2 separate regions of the Homo sapiens genome follow, and region 2 is linked to region 1. The links are chromatin contacts, found by Hi-C or POLR2A ChIA-PET in ENCODE. All regions are on one chromosome and are shown on one strand. The core of a region is the stretch at or near the end of the contact, and the rest is flanking DNA. Distances in the headings are between cores, read along the strand shown. Region 1 overlaps LOC105373968 (a long non-coding RNA gene). Region 2 holds the start of DUSP28 (dual specificity phosphatase 28).

The links. A loop is a pair of places that touch in the nucleus more often than their neighbours do. ChIA-PET counts read pairs that join two places held with the same protein, here RNA polymerase II (POLR2A). Pooled maps may share reads with other maps.
Region 2: a loop to region 1 is called in a map of gastrocnemius medialis, with 4 times the contacts of the local background. The contact joins the promoter of DUSP28 here to the enhancer-like site in region 1. A Hi-C loop is called at or near these places in 3 of 168 maps with a recorded cell type or tissue (PC-9, ascending aorta and gastrocnemius medialis) and 10 of 50 pooled maps. POLR2A ChIA-PET finds 5 or more read pairs at or near these places in 3 of 52 experiments (A549, HepG2 and OCI-LY7).

What each region holds. Positions count from the first base shown.
Region 1 is chr2:240,250,192-240,253,173 of GRCh38, forward strand. It overlaps LOC105373968 (a long non-coding RNA gene), which reads right to left. Exons shown (of 2, transcript XR_924057.3): 2 at 1,918-2,982. Among named protein-coding and RNA genes, the nearest start is that of OTOS, 110 kb to the left of the region's middle. RefSeq lists enhancers at 1,055-1,568, 1,569-2,080. Within about 2 kb of position 1,505, at least 30 of the 41 ENCODE cell types and tissues checked have a DNase peak (open chromatin) inside an H3K27ac peak, as active enhancers do; they include PC-9, ascending aorta and gastrocnemius medialis, where a contact is called at or near this core.
Region 2 is chr2:240,558,679-240,561,660 of GRCh38, forward strand. It overlaps DUSP28 (dual specificity phosphatase 28), which reads left to right and starts at 1,679. Exons shown (of 2, transcript NM_001370465.2): 1 at 1,679-2,399; 2 at 2,652-2,982. The coding sequence starts at 2,007. The coding sequence ends at 2,789. It also overlaps a transcript of ANKMY1 not described here. RefSeq lists silencers at 1,528-1,937, 2,118-2,167 and enhancers at 2,264-2,405, 2,438-2,507, 2,538-2,897.

The DNA.
Region 1 (2,982 bases), core at 255-2,754:
TTCTGGCTGGGGGCTCCTGTGGGACAGCTCTGGGGACCCCAACACCTGCCCTGGGGACCTCCCCTTCCCACCTCCTGAGACACTGCTGGGTCCCTCTGTCAATCACATTTCTAGCTCTCCCGCCTCTACCAGGCAGGCCAATCAGATGGTGCCACCTCCTCACCCGCCCCACCTTACAGTCATCCCTGCAAGGGTGGGATTGACAAGGGGGAAATCGGCCCAGCTTGGGGTGGAGGAGACGTTGATGAGGATCCTGGGAGACAAGGCCACCTCTTCCCAGCCATGGAGACTCCTGGGATGGACCCTCCCTCCCTTGACCCCCATAAAGGAGAGTCTTTGGGAAGGGAGAAGGAGGGCTGAAGAGGGAGGAGGGTTCCCACAAGAGTACAGCCCAAGCACTGCCGCGGCAGTGGAAGGCCCCAGCCCAGCCACACGGAGTCTCGAGGCTGAGGACAGAGAAGGCACCTGGGTGCAAGGAGGCCCTTGGGTGTAGTTTGCAGTAGGACCAGTGGGCACAAGCGCCCAGGATGAGAGCCACAGGCTGACGGAGCCCCATGTGAAGGGGTAGAGGTCAGGGCAGAGGGGGACCCTAGGGAAGGCTCAGGACCCGTGCCTGGAGAGGAAGACCCCACGGCACCCACTTTCTGGTTCCTGAAGCCTTCCTGGCCACCACACTGTCCCGTTCCTGACCTGCCCAGGGTGGGCACCAGGGCTGGGGCTGGCCACAGGGACCCCTAGGGTCAGACAGCAAGTCCCAGCTGGTGCCACTCTGGCCCCCACCAACTGCGTGGACAGCCCTCACCCCCGCTCAGCCTCCCTGAGAAGAAAGGGTGGGCACAAACCCTCCGCCCCCACCCATAAAGGGCATGAGGAGAGGGCCCGGTACCCCTGAGCCCAAGCAGCCGGCGGAGAAGGGGCTGCAGAGGCCTGGCTGCCAGTCCCTGGAGATGACCCAAGGTGCGTATGACCAGCAGGGCTGTGACCCCTAGCCCAGCCTGGGCTGACCACACGCCTGCAGGAGGCCACGCCTCTGGGTAGTGATGAGAAACCGCAGCCTCAGAGTAGGTGGGTGTGGCCTGAGAGCATGACTCACGCTGGGCTGCCCGGGGTCAGTCACGGGCTGGGTGAGACCTTTGTGTGCTGAGCCTGGGGCTCCCCACACTCGAGTGGTCCCCCGTGGCCTCACAGAGCAGCCTCAGAGGCCAGCCTGCCACCCCCTCATCCCACACAGAAGGAGGCTGAGTCCTCAGCGGGGGAGGGGCTGGTCATCCCATGGCCACGGATCCCGGAATAGCCGACCTCCAGCCCCCGCGCACGGGTACATTCTGTACGCCCAGGGTGGCTGGCGTGGGTGGCGGCTGGCCCTGAAGGCCGGGGGCTGTGTTCCTGTGGCCGACTCACTGCCCTTTGCCCTTGGTGAGCAAGTCTTCCCTGGGCCTGGCTGCTTCTCTGTAAGACGGAGGCCCAGCAGGGTGGGAGGGGACATCATGACCCCGCAGCACTGAGAGTACTTTGTAAGCTGGGAAGTACCGTGGCTCCGCCAGGGCCATGGTGACATCAGCCATTCACTACTGGCTGGGACTGGCAGATGTCCAGGGACCAGGCGAGGAGGGAGAAGGAGTCTCCCTGCACCTTCCCGCCCCAGCTCTCCCTCCCTCCCGCTCCCACTGCCTCCCCATCTGGGAGCAAGCCCTGGTTTAGAGATTGGGGTTTGTGCTGGGCAGACAGAATCAGCAGTGGCTCTCTCCCCCGCTCCTCCCCCAGGGGTGCTGGGCTGGCCCTTGGGGTTGAGGGTGACCCAGAACTTGCCATTGGCTGCCGGGTGACAGCCCCATCCATCTAGCTCACCCTGGAGCTGGGTTTGGGCACTGTAACATGTTGCAGGAGACCTGTCGGAGTTCAGTGCCATCCACTCCATTAGTCATAATTATTTTAATTAAGAAGATAAGAAACACAACTCATCAAAGGTTTAATTATAATTAGCAGCTAACGACACTCGGATGAATCACTGGCCCGAGCAGGTGCTCATTCACACTTCCCAGTTCACTGGATGCGCCGTGGGAGCCGCTGAGACGTGGGCACAGAAGGCACATCTCCCTGGGACCCGAGAAGGCAACAGAGCCCCCGCATCCCCCCAGCACGATGCAGAAGGGCTGGGCCCATAGCAGCTACCTGTGTGGTCACTCAGCCCTGAGCTCAGAAGTGCCGGGGCTCAGAGGACACCCTGCTGTTGCCACCGGGCACCCTTCACCATCTCTGAACAAGGCCTGGGATTTCTCTGTGACCTAGGCCCCCACAGGGTACAGTGGTCCTGACCCTACATCCATGTACAGGGAATGCTGACCGCGGCAGCTCCGTGTTCACAGCCCTGGACACACAGAAATGACTGTGATGTGGCCCTGACCTCAGTAGTGTAGAAGGAACCCACTGAAGGAGACCGAGGTGGGGAACCTACAGGGCCTAATGGAAACCCCAGCTGGGTGGGTGGCGGCCATGCAGCTGGGAGTGAGTGTGAGGGTGCCTGGGGATGGAGACGGTGCCGGGGATGGAGACAGACACGGTCTCCATGAGAAAGCTGGGCTTAATCCTGACAGAGGGAGGCGGCCTGGAGGCCATACAGGGAAGAGGGGCTCAGGAGGTTTGGAAACAGGATTTCAGGACTGCCTGCGCTGCAGGTGGGTGCTGGCCACTGGTCTAGCCTGATCTGGCACCCTGGTGGTGCATGCCATTGGAGGGGCTCCCTGTATCTGTACTGTGGGGCCTTCCTGTCACAGGGTGGGCTCACAGGTCCTGCCCATCCCTGCATGGGATGTGGGTGAGCTTTGCTCTGAGGAGGCCGACGTGAGCCTCCTGATCAGCCGGACACAAAGTGGGCAGAGGGGCACCGAGCCCCCGGAGGCTCTGGGAGTGGGAAACCACCGATCTGTATGAGCTCAGGTGCCTCCTGGGACAGCCTGGAGGACAGTGGCTGTGAGGGGCTGT
Region 2 (2,982 bases), core at 429-2,928, 310 kb after region 1:
CCTCTGAGAACAGGGCAGGGGGTGTGAAGAGCTGATGCCCTGGCCCTCCCCACTGGCTAGCTTTCCGGGGACTAAGGACTAAGGCTGGGCCAGGATTCTGGGGTTCTAGGGGCTCTGCCTCCACACGCCAGTGCCTGTCTGTTGAGTTCACTTCTCTCTAAAATCTCATTTTACACCACGACCCAGTACAAACCACTCAGAAAAATGTTTCATTAAAAGTTCGGCATACTACATGCATGCACTCTAATATTTTCATGTAGTCTATTATTTCTCTAAAAACTAAAATGCTGATCATGACCCACAGAATTGATTTCACAACCCACATTAGTTGTGAATTACAACTTGCTAAGGAGTCAGAACCAACATGTAGAAACCCTCTGTTCTTAGCAAGCACATTCTGGTTACACTGTGGGGGACTAGCACCAAGTCCAGGAGACAGAGGCTGGCCCAGACTAAGTGTGGCAATGAGATGCAGAGACACTTAGGATGAATTGGTTCCCAATCCATTACCTCAATGGAGTGGGAGCATGATGGTTCAAGTAGCAGGCTTTGGAGCAGAAAACCCACCTCAACCATCCTCCAACCGTAAAGGGTGATGATGATTCATGAAACAGTCCAGGAGGAGGAGGGACTTCAGGTTTTGTTTGATTCATTTCAGTGGCCCAACAGTGGCATCAAGGACCTTGGCTCTCCCATCTCCTCTGCTTTCACCCAAGGCTGGCTTCCCCTTATGGCCATGAGAGAACAGAGGAGCCTTCCAAAGTGCTCTCTCCTTCATGGGTTATTAGACACCAAGCTCATTCCCAGAGCAGTCACGGGAGTGTGGCCTTCACTTTTGGCCAGAGACAGAGCCAACTCCTAGAAAGCGGAGGGAGACAGTGTCCCAACCTAATCAATGGCTCCCATGAACGCCAGGGAAAAAAAGGGAATTCCACTCCTCCATCCTAGGAAAGTTGGAGTCCTTCCTTAGGGTGGAGGAAGTGGGAAACAGATGCTGATAAGACCTCCACGGAGGTGATGTCTGGAGCTGCAACCAGGGAAGACCTGGCTGCAGACATATTTGAGTCTTTAGCTCAAGAGTGAACCCCAGGCTGCAATAAAGATCTGACAGTTACCAATGCTAGAAGGCTGATGGACAAAGCAATGACGATAACCCAGAGAGAGACTGTATGCAACTGAAACTTCAATTGCTAAATGTCTGTAGGGCTGTTGAGACAGTTGCTTTTCAGTGTATCCATTGCCTGAAAATTACCAGATGTCAGAAAAATTGAAGGAGTCTTAAATGGCAATTTCATGGACATTAAGTGATATTAAATTTTTTAAAGTTACAATGCTGACCCCAATAAATTACTTAGAAACAGCAAAAGGAATAGTGTGGTCTATGAAGAAGTGATGAAAATAGAAATTAGTTTTATTTTATGAGCCATGTGTTATAATACATAGAAAAAAATGCACCAATTACAAAGCGGGCCACAAAAAGGAATAAACGTAAAGCCGACAACGCAGTCACTAGGGAAAGGGTGAAGACACGGGAACCACGCAGCCCGCCGTCCACGTGCACCGGGTAGCCACGGGGCCCTAGCCGAACGACGCGGACGCGAAGTGGGCGGGCCCGGCCAAGCCACGCCTCCGCGCCAGACGCCGCAGTAGAGCGGGCAGGGCGCTGCGCCCAAGAGCCACAGACGCAAGCCCAGTGCCACAGGCCGCGGGGGCGGGGAGGACGGCGCCCGGGGACAGAGAACATGGGACGCAGAGCGGTCCAAGGCCCCGGCGCCCTGGTGAGGCCCAAACCTCCCGCCATGCCCCGGCCCCAACGAGACCCAAGCCCCCTGTCCCGGCCCAGCGCCCGCGGGGGACCCAAGCCCCAGCCTGGTCCACCTCGGAGGCCTCTAGGACCCGGGGGCGCCCGGCGGCCCGCCCGGCTCCCACAAATAGACTCCTGGGCGGGCGCCTGAGCCCCCAAAATAGATCCTCAGGGCCCAAAAGCAGACTCTTCGGCGGGCGCCATGGGACCGGCAGAAGCTGGGCGCCGCGGGGCCGCCTCGCCCGTACCTCCACCGTTGGTGCGCGTCGCGCCCTCACTCTTCCTCGGGAGCGCGCGAGCCGCGGGCGCGGAGGAGCAGCTGGCGCGCGCGGGAGTCACGCTGTGCGTCAACGTCTCCCGCCAGCAGCCCGGCCCGCGCGCGCCCGGCGTGGCAGAGCTGCGCGTGCCCGTGTTCGACGACCCGGCTGAGGACCTGCTGGCGCACCTGGAGCCCACGTGCGCCGCCATGGAGGCCGCGGTGCGCGCCGGCGGCGCCTGCCTAGTCTACTGCAAGAACGGCCGCAGCCGCTCGGCCGCCGTCTGCACCGCGTACCTCATGCGGCACCGCGGCCTCAGCCTGGCGAAGGCCTTCCAGGTGGGCGGGCCTTTAGGGGGGCGGTGTTTCGAGAGGGGCGTGTCTTCCGGGGACGAGTTTTCCGGGCGGGGCCGGCTTCGGGATTGGGACAGGCACTTCCGGGAGGGGCGGGTCTCTCTCGTGAGGGCGGGCTTAGGGAAGCAGAGAGGCACTTCCGGGTTGGGCGGGGCCCACTCTTACAGCTGGGCCCGCCTTGGCCCCTGCTGGCCATTAGCGCGACTTGGGGTTATTCAGTACACTTCTTGTTTGCAGATGGTGAAGAGCGCTCGCCCGGTAGCAGAACCGAACCCGGGCTTCTGGTCTCAGCTCCAGAAGTATGAGGAGGCCCTCCAGGCCCAGTCCTGCCTGCAGGGAGAGCCCCCAGCCTTAGGGTTGGGCCCTGAGGCTTGAAGCTTGAAGGCCTGCTGCCTGGAGGAAGGATGTCCCTGCACTGATACAGAAGGCTGGTCTTTACCCTTCTTCCTCACTGTCATATCGAGTTTTCCTTTGTGTGTGTGTGTGTGAAACATAGTGCTTTTAATTTTATATTTCCGGCTGAGGTGATGCACAAATTATCTTACAGACACAAAAAGAAATACATTTG